Linked DNA regions of Homo sapiens: region 1 is linked to region 2. The links are chromatin loops, found by intact Hi-C in ENCODE. Cell type or tissue: HepG2. All regions are shown on one strand. Links, peaks and the distances in the headings refer to the core of each region. The heading gives the core; the rest is flanking DNA.

Evidence for each region. Peaks named below come from ENCODE experiments on the same cell type or tissue, not always from the same donor. Only the 100,000 strongest peaks of a DNase experiment are listed, where the experiment ranks them.
Region 1: a loop joins it to region 2, with 4 times the contacts of the local background. A loop is called at or near these places in 9 of 110 quality-filtered maps.

Annotation. Positions count from the first base shown.
Region 1 is chr17:18,949,164-18,954,336 of GRCh38, reverse strand. SLC5A10 (solute carrier family 5 member 10) reads right to left here and starts at 2,172. Exons shown (of 15, transcript NM_001042450.4): 1 at 2,021-2,172. The coding sequence starts at 2,131. In HepG2, for the core only: a CTCF peak has its summit at 2,319; a DNase peak (open chromatin) is centred at 2,286; H3K4me3 peaks cover 296 bases; H3K27me3 peaks cover 1,040 bases.
Region 2 is chr17:18,810,914-18,822,069 of GRCh38, reverse strand. No RefSeq gene overlaps it. Among named protein-coding and RNA genes, the nearest start is that of TVP23B, 35 kb to the right of the region's middle. In HepG2, for the core only: a CTCF peak has its summit at 5,104 (motif pointing left); a DNase peak (open chromatin) is centred at 5,099.

The DNA.
Region 1 (5,173 bases), core at 1-5,000, 140 kb before region 2:
CTGGCCTCAGGTGCCCAGAACATCTTTCTTAGACGTGCTAGCCAGGACAGCCTTGTCTCCCCTCCTCTTTCCCTCTTCAGATCTTGCCTGGCCCTTACCTCCCCTCATCCAGAAACCCTCCACTGTCTGTTCTGCCCCACGTGGGCACCTCCTCCTCTGAATTCTAGCCACCAACTGTCACAGGAATATAGCACGTTACAGTTTGCAACAGATTTTCACTTCCATTGGACCCTTGCTCCTTGGAACAGCCCTGAGATGTGGGCTGCACAGAAACCCGCATTGCGTGTTTGAGGAAACTGAAGCCCACAGAGATTAAGTGACTTAAGTACACAGAGCAGAGCCGAGACTTGAACTCGGCTTTGCCGATGGCCAGCACTGGGCTACTTGTGAGTTAATATTTAATCACATACAGGTTGAGGAGCCGTTATCCGAAATATTTGAAACCAGAAAAGTTTTGGATTTCGGACTCTTTCAGATTTGGAGATACTTACAGAATACCTGCCAGTTGAACATCCCCAACCCAAAACTCTAAAATCTGAGATGCTCCAATGAGCATTTGCTTTGAGCATCATGTTGGTGTTCAAAATGTTCCAGATTTTGGGTTTCAGATTTTTGAAATCCAACCTGTGATAATTAATTTTAATGACTGCGGCTGCTACTCTTATAATCACCACTGCTACAACTGCCACCACCACCACCACTGCTACCACTGTAGAACCAATGGCAGCAGCAAGGTCTGGTCCTGTGTGGGCCCCTTGATAGCAGACCTCACCCCAGGTAGGTGGTGTCTCCATATAACAGATCAGAACACTGAGGCCCAGGAAGCTGAGGGGACGTGACCAGTCTCCTGTTTGCCAGGCCTTCGTGCTTAGGCCAGGGGTTATGGAAGATAAGAACGGGTACTCGGCCGGGCGCGGTGGCTCACGCCTGTAATTCTAGCACTTTGGGAGGCCGAGGCGGGCAAATCATGAGGTCAGGAGTTCGAGACTAGCCTGGCCAACACGGTAAAACTCTGTCTCTACTAAAAATACAAAACATTACCTGGGTGTGGTAGTGGACGCCTGTAATCCCAGCTACTCAGGAGGCTGAGGCAGAATTGTTTGAACCCAGGAGGTGGAGGTTGCAGTGAGCCGAGATAGTGCCACTGCACTCCAGCCCAGGTGACAGTGCTAGACTCCGTCTCAGTTAAAAAAAAAAAAAAAAAAAAAGAAGGGGTACTCATTCTCCCCAGGAGACTGTCAGGGCTCAGGGATGCCAGGCTGGGGACCTCTGGGGCTTAAGAAGTGGAGCCCAACATCCCCAGGCGCTAAGCGTGGAGCAGGTGACCTGAACCAGGCTGTGTCCACCTTCCCTCAGGAAGGCCTCCACGATAGACCAGAGGAGCCCTTCCCTTGCTGCAGGGCCAGAGCCTCGGTTTCTCCATCTGCACATGAAACAGCCTGTCCCCAGGGGCCCCGCTGCCCCTGGAATCTGTGTGTGGGGTCAGATCTCTGCTCATTTCTCACTGTTATGAAGGGAGAAAGAACCGGCTTATGATCTAGGGCTAGGCCACAGGACATAAATCCCCAGGGAGCTTGTTCAAAATAAAGACCCCCAGTTCCCAGGGCCCTCCCTGCCTCCGGATTCTGATCCAGCAGCTCTGGGGTGCAGCCAGGGAATCCCGGGGAGCCTGTTGTTCAAGCAGACAGGAGTCACTGACACCATGGAGACTGGGACCAGGAGGCTGATGGGCCACACCCAAGGACTCCAGCTGGGCAGCAGCACAAAAGCCCAGTTACCTGTTAGAGAGAATTTCCTCCTCCTCACTTTGCAGATGGAGACGCCATTACCCAAAGAGAGAAACGGGCTTGGTCAAGGTCTCCAAGCAAGTCTACCCCAGGCTGGGAGGAGGACCACAAGGATCACTAGGCCACCAGCTGGGACCAATGCTGACACCACAGGGACATGCTGGACCCCGGTTCCCACCCCAAGCACCAACCCTGAGAGCCCACTTGGCCAACACCACCACAGGTCCCCTTACCCATATGCCCACGGCCACATTCAGAGCAAAATACACAGTGATGACGATGATGTCAGCCACGCTCAGCTGCGTCCCGGGAGTGTGGAGGTCGCTGGTGGAGTTGGCGGCCATGGCTGTCCTGCCGCAGGCACTAGGTATGAGCCCGAGGGACTGAGGGGCAAACCAGGTCAGAAAGGGTTTCCTGGCAGGGAGCTCATTGATCATTAAACCAAGCGGACAGTGGCATCTCCAGCCCATGATGTGGCTGCATGCAGGGCAGCTGCCTCACCATGCAGTTCAGCTTCCTCACCCCATGGTGGGGTGCAGATCCCAGAGCGCAGGAGTCAGGGAGCCTGGGAGAAGCAAGTGGGAGGAGGAAAGGAAGGAGCCTCCTTGAACTCGGAGGGGGCTTGGGGAAAATGAACCGCATTTAGTGGACCCGGAGGCAGCCCAAATAGTCCCAGAAAGGCTGGGTTGCTTAATGGGTGGCTTCACCTATATCTAATTTGTATAAGAAGCATAGAGCGTAGGGACAACCGCCTCACCTCTGAAGATACTGCCGTGGCGGGCAGCCATGTCCTCCCTTGGCCATCGGGCTGTGAGTGGACTGAGCAGGGCTTGGGAGGGGGACACCTGCATTATGGCTCACGTCCAGCCAACACAGCCCAGGCTCAGAGGCAGCCCCATGTCGGACAATAAAGTCCTGCTTCCAGCGTTTCTGCTTTCTTTTTCTAGACCCGTGAAACAGTCCCAGGCCCCTCAACTTGACCATGCATTCGGCCCCCACCCCGGGCAATGTCTGCCTGGGACCACAGAGGGACCCAATATCTGTCACACACCAAGGACCATGCGTGGCTGTTCTGCACATGATCCCATTTCACGGACCATGCGTGGCTGTTCCGCACATGATCCCATTTCACGCTCACAGCAGCCACGCAGAGTAGGCAATGTCTCATCCTAGTCAAGGAAATGGCCATCCGCCATTACGCAGCCATTGAAGGCGCAGAGTAGGATTCAGTGCAGATGTGGCCCCACCGTCTCCACCGCAGTGACAGTGACGAGTTCCATCTGGATTCCATCAGAGTGGGACGCTCGCTCACTAATTCTATCAGTGTACACAGCAGGGCTGGCCGGCAGTCTCACGCCTCTGCTCAGTGACATGACTCGTGACTTTGCAAAGCATTTGCAGTTTAACCAGACATGCAGCACTTCCAGAAGTGTTAATGAGTGAGCGGCTGCCACCAGGAACACGCTGGCCTGCAAACCCAGCCAGCCTGTTACTCAATAACCCTGAGGTGCGGGTAAAAATTAATCCCCTCGGCCAGGAGCAGTGGCTCATGCCCTTGGGAGGCTCATGCCTTTGGGAGGCCAAGGCGGGTGGATCACCTGAGATCAGGAGTTTGAGACCAGCCTGGCCAACATGGCAAAACCTCGTCTCTACTAAAAATACAAAAATTAGCCAGACATGGTGGTACGCACCTGTAATCCCAGCTACTTGGGAGGCTGAGGCAGGAGAATTGCTTGAACTCAGGAGGTAGAGATTGCAGTGAGCCAAGACTGCGCCATTGCAGTCCAGCCTGGGCAACAGAGGGAGACTCCATCTCACAAAACAAACAACAACAACAACAAAAAACAATTAATAGTCCTCACATACAGGACTAGGCAGAAGAAGGAAGGGAAAAAGGAAGTCACTGCTGAGAGAACCCTCAGGCAGGCTCAACTGCCTGCCGTCTCCCCTTGCCTCTGGCCAGCGAGCCTCAGATGGTGTTTACTTCCCAAGCCATTGCTTGCAATGTGTTTTAAAACAAAAGGCTGCTTTGCACTGATCAGGAGGACCCAGCTGGGAGGATCCAGACTTACCAAAACTATCCCATTAATAGAGTAGTTGTACCAGCAGCATTGGCTCTGAGACCGTTGGCTAGGTCTTAGAAGGAAATAAACCACTTAGTGATAACTGCCGCCTTTGGATCAAAAGTCCTTGGGATTTTTGCCACTGAGTTTAAATGGAAAAAAATGAAAAAAGAGAAAAAAAATCCTAGGGAAAGAAAGCACCAGTAAAGGTGCTCTTAAGGGGCTGAGACTGATTTGCTGGTTCTGTCCTGAAGGACGGGGACAGGAGGAGGGTGGCAGCGGAGGACATGGAGGGAGAAGTACCAAACAAGCCCAGCCATGTCTGCGGGAGAAGAAACGCCACCCGAAGCCCAGTCACACCCACATTCCCACCCCACCTGACCCAACGGGATCACCTATTCACTCACCCCAAGAAACATGAAGACCGTCCTAGCTGAGAAGTCATCCGTACCACACCCCTTGAAGCCTCTTCCATCCCCGGAAGAAGTCCCTCAGACTCATGAGAACCAGGAACGGGATGTGGAGGGGTCAGCAGAGCCTAAGCAGGACGACTGGAGCCATTTGTATCTTGTGTGTGGGGCATCTATGAGCTTATGAGTTTCTTTCTTAAGTGCTTCAGAATTGTGACCAAGGCATGACCAACCATGTGATGAGCTGGGCAGCACTGGAACGGACTGCACATGAGTGAAGGGAGCCCATGAAGGGAGCCCACGGTCATCTGCGGCAGCTTGCAGCGAATCCCTCCAGGGCCTCTCTCTGCCTGCCTGCCAAGTCTAGTTCCAGCTTATCTGTTGCTCCTGCTTTTGCAATAAGCACAAGACTGATCATTTATTCCTGCTAAGTATTGTCTGCTTGTCTGTCCTGATGGAGAAACTCCCCAAGAGTCCTAAGCTACAAGGGCAAGCGTGCTCAGGGCAGCCAAAAAGTTTAGAAATTTCCTACATAACCACCCAGAGAAGGTGGTGAGTGAATTATGAGACCTCCAAACCATGGAACACCATGACCATTAAAAAGATGAGGTGGCTTTATATAATGGCATGGAAGGATGATACACTTGTAAGTGAAAAAAGCAAGCTAGAGAATATAGACCCATATCCATGTTTATCCTCTCATTATATATAATGTAAGGGGCTGAACAGCCACAGTGTTTTGAAGGACACACACCAAACTGCTAAGGAGAGGAGAAAGGAGAATTATCACTTTATTTTATTTTATTTTTTTGAGACAATGTCTGGCTCTATTGCCCAGGCTGGAGTGCAGTGGTACAATCACAGCTCACTGCAGTCTCAGCCTCCTGGGCTCAAGGGATCCTCCTACCTCAGC
Region 2 (11,156 bases), core at 2,743-7,742:
AAGCTTAGTTTATGATGGAGTTGGTATTGGAGATTAATGTGAAAAGGACAGATATTTCAGTAATTGGTTAGCCACATGGGAAATAAAAAGAAATGTGATTCTGTGTTAGCCATGTTGCTGCAATTATGCTGTGTAACAAACAACTTCCCAAATCTCAGTAGCATATAATGACAAACATATATTTGTCACACAGAGGTCTATAAGTCACACAGAGGTCAGATCAGGTCTACTCCACATGTCTCTCATTCTCTGACCCAAGCTGAAGGAGTGTGGCCACCCGGGGCATGCACTTCTCATGTTGCAGGTAAGGAATACACGAGAGTAAATCAAACCACACATTTAAAGTTTCTTATTGGGTGGGACATACATTATATCTGCTCACATTCTAATCACCAAAACAAGTCACGTGGTTAAGCTCAAAGACAGGGGGGAAGTGGAGTACATTCTACCCAAAATGAATCATGGCACAGGCAGGAAGGAAAGAAAGAATTCTGAGCAAATATTACAAATTACTACAGATTCTACCTCACACCATACCAAAAAAATCAATTTGAGGAGGCTTAAAGACATAACTTATGAAACATTTAAGAGACTATATAGGAAAATATCTTTATGTTCTTAGGGTAAGAAGGAAATTCACAAATATGAAGCATAAAACAGAAACTATAAAAGATTGATAATTTTAATTGAGCTGCTATTCATGAGAAATTCAAAGTGAGATAAGACATTCACAATATATATCAGTGGCAAAGAATTAGCATTCAGAAAACACAAAGTACCCCTATAAATAAATAAGGAAAAAATAGACCTATTCACACCAGGAACTTGGTATTTGACAGAATGGCATCACAAATCAGTGAGGAAAATCTGGATTATTCAATACAGGGTGCTGATACAATTGGCTGTCTACATGGGGAAAGATAAAATGAGATCCCTACTTCAGTCTATATGCCAAGATAAATTCTAGATAATTTTAAAAGCTAAATATGAAAAGCAGCATTTTATAACTTTAAAAGAAAATGTAGCATATCATTATTACATTGATAAAGAGGGTTTTCAATGAATATTGAAAAGAGAAGTCATAAAAGTTGGTAAGTTTGGCTACATTTTTTAAAAAACTTATAAAAGTCAAAACACTCCTGGCCAAGCATTGTGGCTCACACCTGTAATCCCAGCACAATGGGAGGCCAAGGTGGGCGGATCACCGGAGGTCAGGAGTTCCAGACCAGCCTGACCAACATGGTGAAACCCCATCTCTACAAATATACACAAATTATCCAGGCATGGTGGTGCACACCTGTGCACCACCAGAGCGAGATTCCCTCTAAAAAGAACAAACCAAACAAACAAAAACCTCCCTAAACAATGTTAAACGTGAAGTTATAGAGCAGAATTTTTTTTTTTTTTTGGAGACGTAGTCTCGCTCTGTCACCCAGGCTGGAGTACAGTGGCGCGATCTCGGCTCACTGCAACTTCTGCCTCCCGGGTTCAAGTGATTCTCCTGCCTCGGCCTCCCGAGTAGCTAGGACTACAGGTGCATGCCGCCCGGCTAATTTTTTGTATTTTAATAGAGATGGGGTTTCACTGTGTTGCCCAGACTGGTCTCGAATGCCTGAGCTCAGGCAGTCCACCCACCTCGGCCTCCCAAAGTTCTAGGATTACAGGCATGAGCCACCCCGCCAGGCCTTTTTTTTCTTTTTTTTTTCTTTTTGAGACAGAGTCTCGCTCTGTTGCCAGGCTGGAGTGCAGTGGCACGATCTCGGCTCACTGCAACCTCTGCCTCCCAGGTTCAAGCGATTCTCCCGCCTCAGCCTCCCAAGTAGCTGGGATTAAAGGCACCCACCACCATGCCCAGCTAATTTTTGTATTTTTGTAGAGATGGGTTTCACCATGTTGGCCAGGCTAGTCTTGAACTCTTGACCTCAGGTGATCCACCCCCTTTGGCCTCCCAAAGTGCTGAGATTACAGGCATGAGCACTGCACCTGGCTGGAAGATTTTTTTTTTCTTTTTTTTTTTTTTGAGACAGAGTCTCACTCTGTCGCCCAGGCTAGAGTGCAGTGGCGCAATCTCGGCTCACTGCCAGCTCCGCCTCCCAGGTTCACGCCATTCTCCTGCCTCAGTCTCCCAAGTAGCTGGGACTACAGGCGCCCGCCACCACGCCCGGCTAATTTTTTGTATTTTTAGTAGAGACAGGGTTTCACCGTGTTAGCCAGGATGGTCTTGATCTCCTGACCTCGTGATCCGCCCGCCTCGGCCTCCCAAAGTGCTGGGATTACAGGCGTGAGCCACCGTGCCCAGCCGCCAGAAGATATTTTTAACATGCCAAGAAGACAAAGATTAAATATCCAGAATATTTCAAAGATGTCCTATACGCACTACAAAACACTGCTGAAGAGAGCTTGGTGCATTTGAAGAACAACAAAGTGTTTCTTGTGGTTGTAGCAGAGTGGTGTGTGTGTGTGTGTGTGTGTGTGTGTGTTACTCCCGTCTTTACATGATAAATTCCTTTGACTTAGAATGCCCTTTCACCATTTTGTTCCTGGAGTTAGAAAATACCTCATGAAAATTAGCATGACCTTCCTTTATGCTTCTCTGGTTTGTTTTATACTCTCTATTAGACAAATTTTAAAATATTATAATTCATTGAGAGTACCATTTTGCCTCCCCCTACTCCCTACTCCAAATATGAGTTTTTCCTGTTTGATTAAACAGCCTTTGAATATGTGTCACAGATCCAGCTCTGTTCTAGGTACTTTAGAATAAAGATGAATGCTTGGTTGTTTCCAGGCTATGCTGTAAATTCTAAGGAAGGGGGTTAAGGACAGGATTCTTGGAGGCAGTATGATGTGATCCCAGAGACAGGAGATAGGAAAAGGTAAGCACATGTTCTAGATGTGTTTAAATTCTCATCAAATAGGAGGCGACGCCATTCTCTGATGAGGAAGGAGATATGAAATCAGACACCCAAAGAGGCTTTCTAGAGGACATCCTAACTTTTGATAGATGTTTCCACCATCTGGGTGGCGTCCTCTTCTCCATCCCTCTGTTTTCTCAGAAGCAGTTGCTGGGGTCCCAGAGGGATGCACACAGTGGCTATAGGTGCTCACAGATCCACAGTGAAACACTCTTATCTAACCCTGGAAGGTTTTGCTGCTTGAAAACCTTTATGCCTTCATCCTAAGATACAAGGTTGCAAATAGCACCAAGAGCTGGAAACAGATGCCAGCTGAAACCTAAGAACAGACACAGTGCATGAGCAGTGTCCTACCAGGACCACCACTCGGCTCTTGGCAGTGGCAGCCCTCCTCCTCCTGGCTCTGGCAATGACCATCAGTTGCTTCATCTTCTGAAAAGGAAAACTACCCAGTTGGCCAAGCCAGATCTCCAGGAAGGAGGTGTCTCTGTCTCCTGCTTTGAGATCAGTCCTTCCACTGCTCCATCCAGGGAGCCCCAGAGAAAGTAATGTGTGAGTTGAACACACTGAAAATCTGTAGCTAGCACAGGTCAGCAGTTGAAAACAGCATGTATACAATGGCTTTCACCTACACTGTTAAAAGGCGGGCACATGCCCAATAAATGTTTATTGAGTGCCATTAGGTGCCCGGCACTGGGTCATGCACTGACAATGGGAAGGCGAATGACAAAGATAGGCTTCCTGCTGTCATAGCGTTTACAGACAGCTGGAAGCGTGTGATGGTTAATTTTTTGTGTCAGCTTGGCTAGTACTGAGTTATTTAATCAAACACTAATGTAGGTGTTGTTTGCTTTGAAGCTATTTTATAGATGTGGCTAACATCTACAATCTGTTAACATTGAGTAAAACAGGTTGCTCTTTTACTGTGTGGGAATGTCTCAGCCAGTCAGTTAAAGGCCTTATGAACAAAACTAAGATTTTCCTGAGGAAGTAGAAAGTTGACCTCAAGATTGCAACATCAGCTCCTGCTTGAGAGTTCCAGCCTGCTGGCCTGCCCGACAGAATTTGGATTTGTCAGTTCCCACAACTGTGTAAGCCAACTCCTTGAAATAAATCTCTCTCCGTGTGTGTGTGTGTGTGTGTGTGTGTGTGTGTGTGTGCGTGCGCGCGCGCGCATGCGCGCATGTGCATGCGCCCACGTTCATCTCTGGCACGAGACCCACATACAAAGGTGGTGTCCTAAGGTGTATGATTGGGGAAACTGCATGTGGTGCTTAGCACTGTAAGCCTAAGGCAGACTGTCCAGATAGGAACCTTGGATCCATCATGTACTAGATGCACCCTGACCTTGGGTCAACTCCTACATTCTCTAACCCTCAGTTTTCATCTGTAAAATGGAGGTAGTATCTCCCTCACAGGGTTATTGCAAAGAGTCAAAGAGATTAAGTATCTCACGATATTTAAGAGGTTAAATGCCCATGACCAACACAGCAAGTAAATATGAAGCCAGGATTTAAACTCATGTTTGTCTGCACTGCGTATGCCCTTTACCCGCTGCCATATCACCTTGGTCTTTGGGAATTACACTTCAGTTATCAGCTCTTTAACAGACACAGTTGCTGTAGACCACTCCTACATTGTTACAGCTTCGACTCTGCTCTACAGAGATGCCTCTTAAATGTATACCTTTGGCCTAATCCTGAGGTTGAGTTCCAGGTTTCCACTGCACTTTGCTAATTTGATATGCTCCATTGGCTTCAAATCTGACATATCTTAAATTCAAGCTCATCATCGAAGCCTCACCATTGACAAGTCCTGGCTTCACCTCTCTCTAGTTATATGACCCCGGGAAAGCTACTGATCCCCCAATCCTCAGTTTCCTCACTTGTTAAATGGCAGGGTTTGCCAAGATCAGGAAGGTAGACACATAGCACTCATAGTTCTTCTTATGTCTGACTGTGTCTACGGTACCTGTCTTGCTTGATCTCTGTACATTGTGGGTATTATATTGTACTTATTTATTCAGCATCTATTCATTCCCTGGCACTGATTTTGACTAATTTCACAATAAGATGCATGGATTTAGTCCTAACTCACCACTTGTAGGAAAACCATCATTTCTTACTAAACCAAGTAAATTGGCTGCTCCAGGATGCGTTGGTTTCATTTACATCATATGTTAGTATATTGCCATCTAGAGGACCAAGTGCAAGCTACAAGCAAGAGGGAACTGGGGCTTGGGGAGAAAGGCAACATCCTAGAAGAAATGTTTAAAAAACATTAAGACTCATTCGTAGCTGTGTTGAATTTCAACGATTATGTGAAAAAAATAAATAACAGGATGTGTTTTAACTATAAATTAGAAATGAATGCTATAGTAAGTTACTGGCTCATAAACTTATGATCTCTGTTAAAAAAATTTATAGGAGGTCGTTGGTTTGAAGTAAGTTCCTGCACTAGGCCCCAGTAGACCAAACCAAAATGGAGTTACTCACGGTGAAGTTCCAGGCCACCAAGCCAAAACTACATTGTTATCTGACCTTCCAAGAAATCAGGAGTGAGAGGGAGATAATAGCCACATCTCCGAACAGCCAGTTTTAGCCTGCCTGATAAGGAAGTCCCCCTACTTTAACCTTCACAAGGAAAGTAACTTTGAAAAAACCAATCCACTTTGTGTTCTTTGTTTCTGCATTCTTCAGCCTTTTTCTGCCTGTAAATACTCACTGCCCATGTTTCAGAGCAAAGCCCAATTCCCATGAATCATTCTTTGCTCCGTTACATTTATTTTGTTTAAAGTTTTTCTTCTATCTTTAACTTGTTCTAAACAAAATAAAAAATAAAATGAAATCAGCATTCTTTCCTATAATTGACTGTTTTGCTGCATTTGGATTATCCATGCCATATACTAGATGAGAATCTAAATTAAAAGAGGAGCCACTTAACTAGGGGTTAGCTCCCCTGACTGCTGCACCTTTAGCTTAGCAATTCGGTTTTCCATCTGAGCAAGTTACCATTATCGAGGGCTTACTGTGGGCTTGGGACTATACTGAACATTTTACATGAGTTATCTCATTTAATCCTCACAAGCTCCTCCCACCTCGAGGGTAAGTATTTACTTGTGCTTATGACTCTCAGCCTGCTGCTTCATCTGTAAAAATGGGATAAGTGACTTTCTCAAAATCTAAAAAAGGATATTGAACTGGATCCACAACTCAGATCTGCCTGAATCAAATACAAGTTCTTAATGATTACAGTTTACTAAATACAACAGCTTCTGCATTCTAAGAATGTCACGAGGATGAAACAATTCGTGGAAAGCACTTTTTGGAGAAAAACAATGTTCGAATGCTTACATAACAGAATGTTCACACAAAAAATAGGTGTAAAGTGATGTATATTCTATTGGGATAACCAATCGCTTTACAAAAGCATTCAGTAAGGATTGCTTTTTCAGTAAACAGTAGTGGTATCTTTTCTTTCAATCTGATTCCAGGTTTGTCAATTTTGCTAATCCTTTCAAAGAACCAACTTCTAGTTTTGTTGTTTTCTCTACTGTTTTTCAAGTCTTTATGTTTTTTCTTTCCTTTCTAATCTATTATTTCCTTCCTTCTGCTTACTTTGATTTACTATGGTCATCTTCTAGTTTCTTAAGATGAAAGGTGAGACTTGATTTGAGATGTCTTGTTTAAAAAAAAATAAGTGTTTACAGTTATGGATTTCTCTATAAACACTGTTATAGCTGCATCCCATAAGTGTTGGTATGTTGTGTTTTCATTTTCATTAATCTCAAAGTATTTTCTAATTTCCCTTGTGATTTCTTCTTTGACCCACTGGTTATTTAGCAGTATGTTGTTTAATTTTCACATCTTTGTGAATTTCCCAAATTCCCTTGTGTTGTTCATTTCTAATTTAATTCCATTTTGACCAAAGATTATACTTTGTATGACTTCGATTATTTTAAATTTATTGAAGCCTGTTTTATGGCCTAACATATAGTCTATCGTGGAAAATGTTCCATGTTCATTTGAGTAGAATGTGTATTCTGCTGTTGTTGGACAGAGTCTCTACAGATGTCTGTTGGGTTTTTTTGTTTGTTTGAGATGGAGTCTCATTTGTCACCCAGGCTGGAGTGCCGTGGCGTGATCTTGGCTCACCGAAGCTTCCACCTCCCGAGTTCATCCTGCCTCAGCCTCCCAAGTAGCTGGGATTACAGGCATGCGCCACCACACCCAGCTAATTTTTGTATTTTTAGCAGAGACGGGGTTTCACCATGTTGGCCAGGCTGGTCTCGAACTCCTGACCTCAAGTGACCTGCCCGCCTCAGCCTCCCAAAGTGCTGGGATTACAGAAATCAGCCACCGTGCCTGGCAGATTTAGTTTGTTTATAGTGCTTTTGAATCCTCTTTTTCCTAATCATCTGCCTACTTCTATGCATTATTATAAATGAAGTGTTGATGTCTCCAGCCACTATTGTTAGATTTTCTGACTTCTTTACCTTTAACTAGCAAAGCAACTCAGTTTTTCTTTCTAAATAAGAGTTATCATTATCAAGTGCTTACCGTGTACCTGGGACTAAGCTTACTCTTTTATGTGGATTATCTCATTTAGTTATTAATAATTATTAAGAGTAAATTGTTATGCCAGGCTCAGAGGCTCACGCCTGTAATCCCAGCACTTTGGGAAGCCAAGGGAGGCAGATCACTTGAGGTCAGGAGTTTGAGACCAGCCTGGCCAACATGGTGAAATCCTATCTCTACTAAAAATACAAAAATTAGCCTGGCATGGTGGTGCAGGCCTGTAATCCCAGCTACTCGGGAGGCTGAGGCAGGAGAATTGCTTGAACCTGGGAGCGGGGGGGTCGCAGTGAGCCGAGTCAGCACCACTGCACTCCAGCCTGGGTGATAGAGTGAGACTCTGTCTCAAAAAAAAAAAAGTAAATTAATTGTTAATAATTATTCAGTTGTTAATAATTATTCATTATGGAGAGTTTTGTCAGCTTTTGTTTCATGTGTGGGATTTTTTAAGTGCATATTTGTTTTTAAGTGTTATGTTTTTCTGATGAATTGGTCCTTTTACCAATGTGTGATGTCCTTCTTTGTCCCTTGAAACAGTTTTTGCCTTAAAATCTACTGTTTGACATTGGCATAGTCACTCCAGCTATCTTTTGATTGCTGCTTGCATGGTATATCTGTTTCTATACTTTCACTTTCTACCTGTGTCTTTGAATCTAAAGTGTGCCTCTTGTAGACAACATATAGTTGGATCATGTTTTTTGCCGATCTGTTTTTTGGGTTTTTTTTGAGATGGAGTCTCGCTGTCACCCACGCTGGAGTCCAGTGGTGTGATCTCAGCTCACTGCAACCTCCGCCTCCTGGGTTCAAGTGATTCTCATCCCTCAGCCTCCAGAGTAGTTGGGATTACAGGTGCCCACCACCACACCCAGCTAATTTTTGCATTTTTAGCAGAGATGGGGTTTCACCGTGTTGGCCAGTCTGGTCTTGAACTCCTGACCTCAAGTGATCCGCTCACCTAGACCTCCCAAAGTGCTGGGATTACAGGCGTGAGCCACTGTGCCCAGCCGCAAATCTGTCTTTTGACTGAATTATTTAACTGGTTTTCTTCTAATATAATTACTGATAAGGTGGGAGTCATTTGTGGGATATCTGCTCTTTTCCTTTTATGCATCTTATGTCTTTTGATTTAATTTCTCCACTACTGCCTTTTGTATTAAATAGGTATTTTCTAGTATATCATTTTGATTTCCTTCTTGTTCCTCTTATTGTATTTTTTGAGTTTTTTTTCTTAGAGGTTGCCCTAGGGACTATGATTAATATCTTAACATAAAGTAGGTTCAGATTAATGCCAACCTAATTTCAATAATACTCAAAAACTTTGGTATAGCTCTATTCCCTTCCTCCTCCTTTGTGCTATTATCATCATACAAATTGCATCTTTTATAAGTTATAACCCTATCAACATTATTTCATAAGTATTGCTTTATGTAGTTGTCTTTTAGGTCAGACAGGAAAAGAATTACAAACAAAAATACATTTATACTATATTTCGTATTTACCTATGTAGTTACCTTTAATGATGCTTTTTATTTCCTCATGTGGATTGGAGTTATTGTCTAGTGTCCTTTCATTTCAGTCTGAAGGATGTCTTTTAGCATTTCTTGTAAGGCAGGTCTGCTAGCAGTGAATTCTTAGTTTTTATCTGGGTATGTTTTAATTTCCACTTTTTTTTTTTTTTGAGAGGGTGTCTCACTGTGTCACCCAAGTAGGGGTGCAGTGACACAATCAAGGCCTCAACCTGCCAGACTCAAGTGATCCTCCTGCCTCAGCCTCCTGAGTAGCTGGGACCACAGGCACATGCCCCCACACCCAGCTGTTTGTTGTATTTTTTATAGAGATGGCTTTTTGCCATGTTGCCCAGGCTGGTCTCAAATTCCTGGGCTCAAGCAATCCTCCTGCCTCAGCCTCCTAAAGTACTGGGATTACAGGTGTGAGCCACCATGCTCATCCTTTCTTATAGTTTTGAAGGATAGTTTTGCTGGATCTAAAATTCTCTGTTAAGTTTTTTCTTTTAGCACTTTGAATATGTCATTCTACAGCCTTCTGACCTCTGTAGTTTCTGATGAGTGGTAGGCATTTAATCTTACACAGGATCCCTTGTATGTGATAAGTTGTTTTTCTCCTGCTACTTTAATGATTGTCTTTGTCTCTGGCTTTTGACAGCTTGATTGTAATGTGTTTAGTAATAGATCTCTGAGTTTATCCTAGTTATAATTTGTTGATCTTCTTGAATGTGTAGCTCATGTATTTCATTGAATTTGGGAAGTCTCAGCCATTATTTCCTCAAATATTATTTCTGCCTTTTTCTTTTCGTTTTCTGGAACTCCTTTAATGCATATGTTGGTAACTTGATAGCATGCCACAGATCCCTCAAGCTCTGTTCACTCTTCATTCTTTTTTCTTTCTGTTCCTCGGACTGGATAATTACATTTGTCCTATTTTCAAATTTGCTGATTCTTCTGCCTGTTTAAATCTGTAAAGCCCTCTAAGAAATTTTTCAGCTCCAGAATTTTTCATGTTTTCTATTTACTGATACTTTCACTTTGTTTATACATTATTTTCCTTTCTCGTGTTCTTTGTCCATGGTTTACTTTAGTTTTTAAAGCATATTTAAAGGTTGACAAACTTTTTGTTTAATAGATCTAATGTCTGGGTTTTCTCAGGGATGGTTTCTGTTTTCTAAGTTTTTTCCCCCATATATAGGCGGCTGTAATTGCTGTTTCTTCACGTCTTTTGTTGTTGTTGAAAACTGGAAAATTTAAATAATATAAGGTGGCAACTCTGCAAATCAGATTTGTCCCACACCCCCCATCTTTGTAGAGTTTGTTACTATTTGTTATTTTTATTGCAATGGTGGTATGTCTAGTACCTTTCCTCGACTAATTCTGTTTAGTCTGTGTTCTTTGTCATGTTGCAGTCACCAAAATCTCTGCTTGGTTACTTTAGTCTTGAGCATATGATTAGACAGGGATTTCCTTAAGTGGTTGAAGCATAAGTCTCTCACCTTTACCTGACTTTCTAGCTCCCAAGAATATTTTGACACTTTTCAAAGCCTCTGTAGACATCGCACTCCCCTTTTTTCAAGTTTTCTGGCCAGTCTCATTTGTCCCAACTAGTATAGCCATGTCAGGCAACTGTGCTGTTTAAATAATTGCCACCAATTGTTTATAACAAACAACCTGAGGATAGTTTCCTCATTGAGTGACCTGAGTTGGGTTAAATGAAGACAAGCCCTGTGATTGGGACTATTCCAGGGAGCTGCCAGACAGGTCAAGGAGTGACAAATCTCTGGGGATGGGGCTTCTTGGATAACTCCAAACCTATCTTGGGGGGGACTCTAAATTCCTTCAGTGGTTTCTAGGCTACTGGTTTTCACAGCTACTGTGGTCTCAAGGTTGCTGATTTTCAAGGCTACTGTGGAGCTGAGAAGAAAATGGGGACAGGACAAGTTAAAACACCACAAACCTTATTGATCATACGGAAAGTCAGCTTTTTTCTCAAATACATTTTCTTTGGGTTGTTGCAATCGTTTGGTTAATTTCCAGAGTTTAAAAAAGTTTATTTTGATCATTCCTGCCAGTGTCCTCATTGATTTTATGCAGAATCAGATATTCAAAGATCCATACTCCACCATTCTGGAAATGTTTCTCTACGATTTTTTTTAATG